Regions from separate parts of the Homo sapiens genome. Here region 1 is linked to region 2. The links are chromatin contacts, found by Hi-C or POLR2A ChIA-PET in ENCODE. All regions are on one chromosome and are shown on one strand. Each heading gives the region's core, a stretch centred on a gene start or an enhancer-like site at or near the end of the contact. The rest is flanking DNA. Distances are from core to core; before and after follow the strand shown. Region 1 holds the start of MRTFA-AS1 (MRTFA antisense RNA 1). Region 2 holds the start of RPS19BP1 (ribosomal protein S19 binding protein 1).

The links. Hi-C counts contacts between places; a loop is a spot of excess contacts on that map. ChIA-PET counts read pairs that join two places held with the same protein, here RNA polymerase II (POLR2A). Pooled maps may share reads with other maps.
Region 1: a pooled map shows a loop between it and region 2 (2.6-fold over the local background). The contact joins the promoter of MRTFA-AS1 here to the promoter of RPS19BP1 in region 2. A Hi-C loop is called at or near these places in 1 of 168 maps with a recorded cell type or tissue (naive thymus-derived CD4-positive, alpha-beta T cell) and 1 of 50 pooled maps. POLR2A ChIA-PET finds 5 or more read pairs at or near these places in 2 of 52 experiments (A673 and MCF 10A).

Annotation. Positions count from the first base shown.
Region 1 is chr22:40,519,254-40,524,807 of GRCh38, forward strand. It overlaps MRTFA-AS1 (MRTFA antisense RNA 1), which reads left to right and starts at 2,547. Exons shown (of 4, transcript NR_109965.1): 1 at 2,547-3,720; 2 at 4,113-4,187; 3 at 4,272-4,465. The region is part of intron 3 of MRTFA (myocardin related transcription factor A); the gene reads right to left.
Region 2 is chr22:39,530,557-39,535,762 of GRCh38, forward strand. It overlaps RPS19BP1 (ribosomal protein S19 binding protein 1), which reads right to left and starts at 2,192. Exons shown (of 4, transcript NM_194326.4): 1 at 2,131-2,192; 2 at 1,839-1,967. The coding sequence starts at 2,182. RefSeq lists enhancers at 1,406-1,921, 1,922-2,437, 2,227-2,286, 2,337-2,386 and silencers at 1,647-1,776, 1,957-2,116, 4,188-4,482, 4,348-4,397, 4,458-4,547.

The DNA of each region.
Region 1 (5,554 bases), core at 1,297-3,796, 990 kb after region 2:
ATGAGTGAGGATGGGTACATGGCGTAGAAGGAAATTTGAGGATAAAACTCAGGGCCACCTATAGAGATGGTCCTTCTCACTTAGAGACTACCCTCTAGAACTCTTCTCAAACCTTGGAGGGTTTTGTGTAATATTTCATTTAGTCAGCTCACTTCTTGGAAAGAGATCAGGGTTGAGAGATGAAGGCGATGTTGTTTTAGCGTTACCTACCAGTGCTGCCCTCTCTTCTCATGCTTGCTTACTTCCTTCAGGAGTCATTTTAACTCCAACCTCCTTGTGTCCAAACTGGCTCAAAGCACTCCAAAGTGGAGGTGAAAGGCAATCACGCTGATTTGTTATACCCAATTTGAGACATTTTTCTGTTGTACATAAAAGCAAAAAAGAAATAAAAGCAATAGAATGTTCCATAAACTTAAAAAAAATGTTATAACAATCACACCCACTCATGGGTTCTGAAAAGCACAATAATGGAGTCAGGCTAGTACAAACGCCTAAGAGCAAAGTCTGAGTGAAAGTGATCAATCTAGTTTCACTTTGGAAACTGGATAGAAACTAGCAACGGAAGTCAGACTCTATGAGGTAATTTTTGCAATAGTTGTTGGCCTTATAATTAATAAGAGATAAGATAATTTTAACCTAAAGGTCATTTTAAGCTTACAACAACTAGAGATAATTTTATTATAAGTTTTAAAAACTAACTTTATTGAACTTCAATTCAGACACAATAAACTTCACCTAGTGTACAATTCAAAGCGTTCTGACAATTGCATATGCCTGTATAACCACGACAATAAAGAGATATATTTTCATCCCTAGGGTTTTCTTGTGTCCCTTTGTATTCAATTTCTCCTTCCACTTCCAGCCCCAGGCAATCACTGATCTGCTGTCACTCTAGAGAAACCTGAATTTTTTTCCTCACACAATTTAAAAAATTGAGATACAATTCACATACTATAAAATTCAACCATTCAAAGTGCATAATTCCATAGTTTATCGCAACTAATTCCAGAACATTTTCATTGCCCCAAAAATAAACCCTGTATCCATCAGCAGTCACTCTCCATTTCCTGTTCTGGACATTTCATTTAAATGGAATCACACAATATGTGGCCTTTTATGTCTATGTCCTTTCATTTGGAAAATGTTTTTAAGGTTCATCATTTTTTTTTTTAAGACGAGTCTCGTTCTGTCACCCAGGCTAGAGTGCAAGTGGCTTGATCCCCGTTCACTGCAACCTCCATCTCCCAGGTTCAAGCGACTGTTGTGCCTCAGCCTCCCGAGTAGCTGAGACTATAGGCACATGCCACCAGCCTGGCTAATTTTTCTGTATTTTTAGTAGACATAGGTTTCGCCATGTTGCCCAGGCTGGTCTCAAACTCCTGGGCTCAAGCGATCCACCTGCCTTGGCCTCCCAAAGTACTGGGATTATAGGCATAAGCCACCACACAAGGCCAAGGTTCATTCATTTTATAACATATATCAACAGTGATTTCTTTTTATGAGTGAATAATATTCCATTGTATGGATATACCATATTTTGTTTATTCATCAACTGAAAGACATGTGGGTTGTTTCCACTTTTTAGCTATTTTGAAAAAGCTGCTATGAACATTTGTCTGTGTAAAAATACACAGACAAATGTTTTCAGTTTTCTAGGATATATATCTAGAAGTAGAATTGCTAGGTCACAGGATCTATGTTTAACTTTTTGAAAAGCTGCCAAATTGTAGTTTTTAAACTTTTCATTCTGAGATAATTATAGATTCACATAATAAGAAATAATAAACAGCTCATGTATAAACTTTTCATTCTGAGATAATTATAGATTCACATAATAAATAATACAAAGAGCTCATGTATCCTTTACTCAGTTCCCTCCAATGATAACATCTTGCAAAACTACAGTACAATATTACAACCAGAATACTGGCACTGTTAGTCAACATACACATTTCCATCACCCTGAGGATCCCTCATGTTGACCTTTTATAGCCACATCTACTTTCAGCCCCACACCATCCACAGGCCCTGACAATATGAAGAACCAATCTGTGCTTCATATCTATAATTTTGTCATTTCAAGAATGTTATATAAATAGAATCATACAATAGGTAACATTTTAGGATTGGCTTTTTTCACTCAGAGTAATTCTCAAGAGTCATTCAGGGTGTTTTATTTCTAAAACGTTTAAAGTTTGCCCCTTTTTAAAAGTTGCTGAGCAGTATCCCACAGCCTGAATTAATTAATTAATTAATTAATTATGAGACAGAGTCTCACTCTGTCACCCAGGCTGGAATGCAGGGGTGCAATCTTGGCTCACTGCAACCTCTGCCTCCTGGGTTCAAGCAATTCTCCTGCCTCAGCTTCCCAAGTAGCTGGGACTATGTGTGCCCGCTACCACGCCTGGCCAATTTTTGTATTTTAGTATAGATAGGGTTTTACCATGTTGGCCAGGCTGGTCTCCAACTCCTGATCGCAAGCGATCCACCCACCTTGACCTCACAAAGGGCTGGGATTACAGGCATGAGCCACCACACCCGGCCTCAAATGAATTTTTGGGATGGTACAAGGTAAGAGTCAATGTTCCCTCTCTCTCTCTCCTTTTTTTTTTTTTAAGACGGAGTCTTGTTCTGTTGGCCAGGCTGGAGTGCACTGGCACAATCTCGGTTCACTGCAACCTCCGCCTCCCAGGTTCAAGCGATTCTCCTGCCTCAGCCTCCTGCGTAGCTGGGATTACAGGCGCACGCCACCACGCCCAGCTAATTTTTGTATTTTTAGTAGAGACGGGGTTTCACCATGTTGGTTGGCCAGGATGGTCTCGATCTCCTGACTTCGTGATCCACCCACCTCGGCCTCCCAAAGTGTTGGGATTACAGGCGTGAGACACTGCACCCAGCCCTCTCTTAATTTTTTTAACATACAGATAGCCAGTTCTTTCCTGATTTGTAAGTTTTTATTTAAACCAGAGTTAGAAAAATAATTAAAATAACACTACCTCTAAACACTCAAAACCACTGCTATGACATAATCCTGCCATTTCAGTAGAACAGAAAATCCCCACGCCTTCCCCTCAGCTCGGAGGGCACAGGACTGGGCAGCAAGCTCCACCAGTTTGTAGAAGGAGTTCAACTTCCAGACAGCAGGGAAATGCCTTTCTCTGAAGTTATTACATGAGTTCACACTGAAGGGAAAGAAGAAAGTGAGCCTTATCATTTTCCCAAGATGCTGTGAGATGTGTTGGATTTACTCTCACTCATAATTGTGCAGGATGGTTGTTTTGTTTTGTTTTGAGGCAGGGTCTCACTCTGTCACCCAGGCTGGAGTGCAGTGGTGTGGTCTCAATTCACTGCAACCTCTGCCTCCAGGGTTCAAGCAATTCTCCTGCCTCCGCCTCCCGAGTAGCTAGAGTCACAGGTGTGCACCACCATGCCTTGCTAATTTTTGTATTTTTAGCAGAGATGGGGTTTCATCATGTTGGCCAGGCTGGACTCCAACTCCTGACCTGAAGTGATCCGCCCCCCTCAACCTCCCAAAGTGCTGGGATTACAGACGTGAGCCACTGTGCCTAGCCACAGGTATGTTCGGGATGGTTTCAACCAACATCAATAGAACCAACTAAGAATAGATGGCCTTCAGCAACACAGAGGGGTAGCACAGGAGTTCCAAAGATCAGTAGTTTGAAAATCAGGTCACAGGGAGTCCACGCTATATGATCTTGGGTAAGTCACTTAACATTCTTAGCCCCCCGTCTGTTCACCTGTAAAACCAAGGTTTGTTATCAGGTCATGTCTAAGATCCTTCCCAGTTAAACATTCTAGAATGCCAAAAATAAGCCTATTTGTTCTTTCTTTGAAAAATGAAGAAAAATGGCAAAAAAAAAAAAAAGTTGTCAAATTGTGAACGTTTATCTAACACAGAGAACTATACCAGGAGCAGGTTTTCTTTTTTGTTTCCTGTTTTACCCTATTCTTCCATACTAATTAGACATCATATAAATCCCACATATAAATCCAACACATCTCATAGCATCTTGGGAAATAAAAATAAAATATCTTTTGGAACTGAACTTCTCAACTTTAATATGCATGTGACAATCTTTTTTTTGAGATAGGGTCTCACTTTGTGGCCCAGCTGGAATACCGTGGTGCAAACACGGTTCACTGCAGCCTTGACCTCCCAAATTCAAGTGAGCCTCCCACTTCAGCCCCCTAAGTATCTGGGACTACAGGTGTGTATCACCATGCCTGCCTAATTTTTGCATTTTTTGTAGAGATGAGGTTTCACCATGTTGCCTAGGCTGGTCTCAAACTTCTGACATCAAGCAATCTGCCCACCCTGGCCTCCCAAAGTGTTGGGATTACAGCTGTGAGCCACTGCACCCGGCAAATAATCTTTTTAAAACAGATTGTGATTCCGCAGGTCTGAGGTGGCGTCTGAGATTCTGCATTCCTAATAGGCTTCCAGGTGATACAAAGGCTGCCAGACCTTGGAACATACTTTGAGTAGCAAGGTATTAGAAGAATACGGACATAGTATCTGTTTGAGTAACCTAATTAATGTTGATACCTAAGTTTTCAGTACTTTACATAACCAAATAAATTAGTCTTATGGCACTGATTTGAGGAATATAATCTTATCGATTCCCAAGAGAATATACTAAGAAAACAGTTCAAAAAATCAAGTTTAATTAATATTTTAGTTCCTCAAGATCCTATTTGCAAGGAAAAACAGAAAAACAGAAAATCAGAAAGATACAGCATCATGAATTGTTAAGGACAATTTTCACACCCTATAGTCAATGAGCAAAATATATTGCAGAAATGCACTTTCAAAAAATTAAAACAGGCTGGGCAACATAGTGAAAACCTGTCTCTCATTAAAAAAAATTTTTTTAGCTGGGCCTAGTGATGTGCACTTGCAGTCCCAGCTACTCAGGAATCTGTGGTGGGAGGACCACCTGAGCCTGGGGAGGTCCAGCCTGCAATGAGCTGTGATTATGCCACTGCACTCCACCCTGGGCAGCAGAGTGAGACCCTGGCTCAAAAATAAAAGCTACACAAAAAAATAATTAAAACATTGTATACTAACACCACCATTTTATGCCTACAACAAATCAGATTATTCTTACCCAACAAAAGCAAACAAAAAATTTAACGTGTTGTTTTTTGACAGAAAACTTCTGAGAGGTTCAGCAAATTGAGAGTAAATGAGTGTACACAGGAAGGAGCCACAGCTCTGCCAAGAACATGGCCTAACACAAACACTGCAAAGATAAATTTCAATAAGTCTTACAAAATAGAAACAAAGGCAAAAATGTAAAAGAGATTTATACAAACTCAACTGGTCAGAGGGAACAGTTTAATGAGATGGAGTGCCTCCTTATCATGCAGTATTTGGTCAGTGGAGGGAGCACTTTGACTGCAGAGGTTCCAAATTAACAGCTCTATCTCCTAATCATTATGCTTCCATCCATCTTCTTCCTCTTTTAACTGTACCTACCTGTGTATGTGCATACACACAATTTAACATAAGCTTTATTTATTTTTGTGCGTG
Region 2 (5,206 bases), core at 942-3,441:
GTATTAAAAATAACGAAAATTAGCTGGGTGTGGTGGTGGGCACCTGTAATCCCAGCTACTCGGGAGGCTGAGGCAGGAGCATCGTTTGAACTCGGGAGGCTAGAGGTTGGAGTGAGATGAGACTGCACCACTGTACTCCAGCCTGGGTGACAAAGCAAGACTCCATCTCAAAAAAAAAAAAAACAAACCAAAAACAACAACAAAAACAGCTGGAGTAGGGGGAGTGGGTAGCAGGAAGAGACCAAGTTTGGCTGGGGGTGGGGGTAGGTCATATAGCCCTTGTCAGGCACCCTAAGACCGCCACCTTTTAGTGACTACAATGAGAGCCACCCAGAGGAAAAACAAGGAATGACTTCTGATTTTACACGATCACTTTGGTTGCTGTTGAGAACAAGATTACGGGGGGAGGGGCATGTGGAAGGCAGGAGACCGGCTAGGCTTCTGCAATAATTCAGGCAAGAGACGATGCAGCTTGGAGCAAAGTGGCAGCTGCAGAGGTGTTCTTTCCATTGGCTGCGAGGCTTGCCATTCCTCTCACTCAGCATCTATGTGCCAAAACCTGTGGTGGACACCAAGGCTGCGGACAAGCCCAAGGAGGTGTGTGCCTTTAGGAGCTTCCATCCAACAGGGGAGGTGGGTGAGCACCCAGGACACGACAGTGAGACAAGGGCTGGGACAGATGGGAATGACCTCTGGCACTCCACACTCCTGCTTCATGGCAAGTATCGCTGGGGCTCAAACCTGTCTCACTTTCCTGCCTCCAGACTTTGGCTTAAGTTGTATTTCCTCCTTGGAATTCATAATTCTTTTAACAAATACTTTAACATCTTTTATGCATTAGACTCTAGGGATTCAGACACAGTAAGAGCTTGCCACGTCCTGACACATGTCAAAATATCACCATCTTGCCTACACCAGCCCCTCCGAAAGTCTTTATGTCTATTAAGTGACACTACGTCCCCCAAGAAACTAGGCTCCACCTTCACAGCCAATTCACCACTAAAACCCCTCTAAAGGCTGAAATTCTCTGCTGCCCCCTCTTTAACATATTTTCCACCTGCACAATTCTCTTGTTATCTCTGCTGCTATAGCCACTGCCCAGGCCACAGCATGTCCTATTTCAATGGAGTAGGTAATAGCAGCACTCTGGAGACACAATGCCCGGGCAGCCACAATGCCTGTACCACCTGGGCAGGTGCCTTTTTCTGAATCTGTAAAACGGGGGTGATAGTAGTATCGACCTCAAAGGGCTGCTGTAAGGATCAAACGAGCTTACATTTGTACAGCACTTAGAATCAGCACCTGGTACAGAGTGTTAGTGAATGTGTTTAAATGCTCCATCTTTGATCCTCATTCACTAGGTCACCTTTACCAGCCTTTATTTTTTCAAATTCTCAAAGGCAACAACCTCCTTTCTGACTCAGGACCTTTGCACATACTATTCTTCCTAGAATATTCTCCTACTTTTCACCTAGCTCACTCTTATACATCCTTCAGCTCTCGGCTGAAATGTCGCTTCCTCAGAGAAGGCTGACTTGGCCTAAGTCCCCATCAGAGTACCGTAGTCTTTTAATTCATAGGCTTCAATGCACTTAGCAATGACACACTGGGTTTGATATTCTTTGATGCTTCTCTCCCCACTAGGGCCGTAGTCCACGAGGACCAGGACGGTGGCGTGTTCTGTCACCTTCGTATGTCCAGGGCCCCGCTCCGCGCCTGGCACACAGTAGGTCTAGCAATACCGGGCGAACGCTTCAAGCCCTGCCTCAAGCGCCACCTCCTCTGGGGCGCAGGTCCCAGCACCGGAGGCAGCACTTTCAGCCCCTTCCCGAACTTACCCAGTGCCGACTTGGGCACCTTTCCCTTGGCCGAGTTCCGCAGTTTCTGGGCCTGAATTGCCTTCGTCTTCCGGGGCCGTTTCACCGGAGCCCCTCTCGGCTTGGCCTGACCTGGAGGGTCCCGGGGGGCTGTAGGGGAAGAGAGAGGAAGAGACCCAGGTCAGAGGGCGCGCAGCGTTCCCATGCCACTGGGGCTAAGCCCGGCCTGGATTGTTTTCCATCCAGGGCTCCCGCCCGCAGCCACTACCATCCTCCTGCCCGCGCCGGACGTCCCCTGGCCAGCCCTCCTCACCCTCGGACGCCGCCAGCAGCTCCAGGCCCCGCCGCAGCAGGGCGGCGGACATGGCGGCGCTTGGCTCCGCCCACGAGCCTCACACTACTTCCGACCTGGCAGTCCCTGTCGTCTCGGCGGAAACCCGAGCCCGAACAGAGGGATCCGGAGGGGGATGGGCGGAAGTGCCCATCTTTCTTAGGACGCATGCGTTAGGGGTTTACACTTGAGCGGAAGAAGGGGCGGAAACTGGAGGCGGGTCCAAGGCGCAGAAAGACACATGTGTTACTCAATCCCAATCTACCTGGCTCCTGGCGCTCAGTCCCCTCCTTCCCCGGAAGCCGTCCGCAACCTGCTCCGCCGGGTTGGCCAATCCTCTCGGGTCTCGTGGCTCCGTGGCGGGCTAGGATGGGGACAGGGCGGAGTGTTTTTCATATACTTCAACCAGCACTAGGTATCGCACAGGTTGAGTGCAGCATGAGAATCCAGTTGTCTTCCCTTAAGCCAGACATTAAAGACATATCTTTGTTTTGAAAACTACAATTATTTCTCATAAAATACGTTGTTTATGTTACCAAGCAATGGGTTTATTGTCATTTTAAGTGAATTAATGAATATGTAAAATTTTTGTTTTAGTTTCTAGTATGGCAAATATCAGTTGCCTACATACAAAAGTTCTTTGGGATCCTGAATTTTTTAAAATTTATTTTATTTAATTAAATTAATTTTTTTTTTGAGACGGAATCTCGCTCTGTCGCCCAGGCTGGAGTGCAGCGATCTCGGCTCACTGCAACTTCCGCCTCCCGGGTTCAAGCGATTCTTTTGCCTTAGCCTCCCGAGTAACTGAGATTACAGACGCCCGCCACCACGGCCGGCTAATTTTCTTTTTAAAAAATTTTTAGTAGAGACGGGGTTTTGCCATGTTGGCCAGGCTGGTCTTGAACTCCGGACCTCAAGTGATCCGCCCACCTCAGCCTCCCAAAGTGCTGGGATTACAGGAGTGAGGGGATTCTGAAGTTTTAAATGTAAGAAGCTTCTTAGACCAAAACATTTGAGCCCCTCTGGCCTAGAAGTGACACTGCTTACCTGGGGGAGGAGCCCTGGGCTTGTTCGCTGCTCCATCTGCAGCTGGCAGCCCAGCACCTGGCATGGAGAAGACACGCAATAAGTGAACGGTGAATCAGAAGGGACCACTGGGTTCACTCAGCCGGGTTCTGAGGGCCTTCTGTGTACTTGACACCACAGAGTGTGGGACCTGGAGTTCGTCCTCCGGGATAGACCACACCGTTTAAGCTCCATCGGCTAGAGAGTAATAATAACAACCAACACAAACTCAAGCATTTGTGCTGTTCTACGTGCTTTACATTTGTTAACTTGTTTATCCCCCCTACCCTTCCAGGTAGGAATTGTCTTTTGCATTTTACAGACGAGGAAACAAACACAGAGAGGCGAAGGTCACACGGGTGGAGTCAGGGGTGGGAGTTAAGACTGGCAGCCTGGCCGCAGGATTTGTGGGGGCGCTCCTGTCCCAGCCACCAGGGAGAGCAGTGCTGTGGTGCTGGGTGGGGCCTGTCAAGCCATGGGGTCAGGTAGGCCCCTGGAGGGTGAGGAGGAGCTGACCATGTATGGGCAGCGGGGATTGTTCTAGGCGGAGACCGCTGTAGCGAGGACCTATCCCCTGTGACACACGAGTGGCCCTTCAGGATGCCATGCTGGGCTGGAGGGTCGCAAAGGCCTCAGACTCCATGATTTTGTCCTAAGGGGAGTGTGGGGCCTGGAACCCAGTGACTGTTCAGACATATGCCTCCTTCCTGCTTCTAACATAGCCGGATTGTTGTCTTACTTATTATGTGTATTGCGTATTGTCTGTTTCCCCGCCCATACCCCACTGTAAGCTCCGCAAGGCAGGGATCTTTGTTTTGTTCATTGTTATATCCCTAGCGCCTGGAACAGTGCTTGGCATACGGTAAGAGTTCAGAAACGCACGAAATGAGTGGATGAGAGCTGAGTTTGGGACGCCAGTGAGCCGCTGGGTTGAGGCCCAGGAGGTCGTGGGATGTGCAGCGAGTCAGCCTCTCAGGAGGGCAAAGGACCAAGCTCTGTCCTCCTCCCGATCTAGGCTGAATCAGCCCACGGTCCCCCGGGTGGAGGAGTTTTCTGCCAACGTGCCAGGTGGACCCCTGCAGCGTCCGCAGCCCAGCCGGGCACGGGCGGGACGGCAGGCCAGGCGCTGCCCCAGCCTCCCGCGGAGTTATCAGCACATCCGCGGGGCCGGGCGCATTTCTGCCAATAGGTGGCGCCGCAGGACAGCTTTCTCACGCGGCGAGACTCCAAGGCCTCAGCTGCGCCCACCCGGGCTAGGTGGGGGTGGGGGTCCGGACGTCCTTCTGCCTCGGCTGGCTCCTTGCAGCCAGCACCGTGTGGCCCCGGCTTCCTGCTGTCCCGCACCCCCTCCCACTCTCACCCTGGCCTGGAGGAGTGGCTGGGGAAGCTGAGGCAGAGCCACCAGGCTGGGCTGCCCAGGGCGGGGGGCGAGGTCCCTTCCTGAAAAGTGTGCAAATGACAGCTGGGAGCTGTGTGACCCCAGCAATCCCTTAACAAAGAGTGCCTCAGTTTCCTCATTGGTTGGATGGGGCTTGGCAGGGCAGCATCCCCCTTCTAGGAGAGGTGTGAGAACCGGTGGATCAATACCGTGCCGTGTGGGCCGGGCCTGGGTGGGTCTGCGCCCAGGGACTGCGTGTAGAGGGTGCTACAGCGCTGCCATGCTACCTGCTCCCTCTGGGCAAGACGGGATGGGCAGGGGCAGCCACTGTTGGGCCCAAGCAGATCACCCCACAGCCCGCATTTGGGCACCTGCGACCTGCCAGTCTTGACGTTGGCCCTGATGGGTCAAGCTGGGGGAGGGGGAGGGGGGTTGGGCAGCTGCTTCCTGTCTCCCTGTGGGAGGGCGGGTCATGAGGTCTCCCAGGCTAGTTCCCCACCTGGCATGACCCTGGATGAGCGGCTTCACTGCTCTGAGCCTGTTTCCACACTGGGTCCCTGCCTGCCCCTGATCCCCGCACTGAGGCTTTTGGCCACACAGAGGAACCATCGCCAT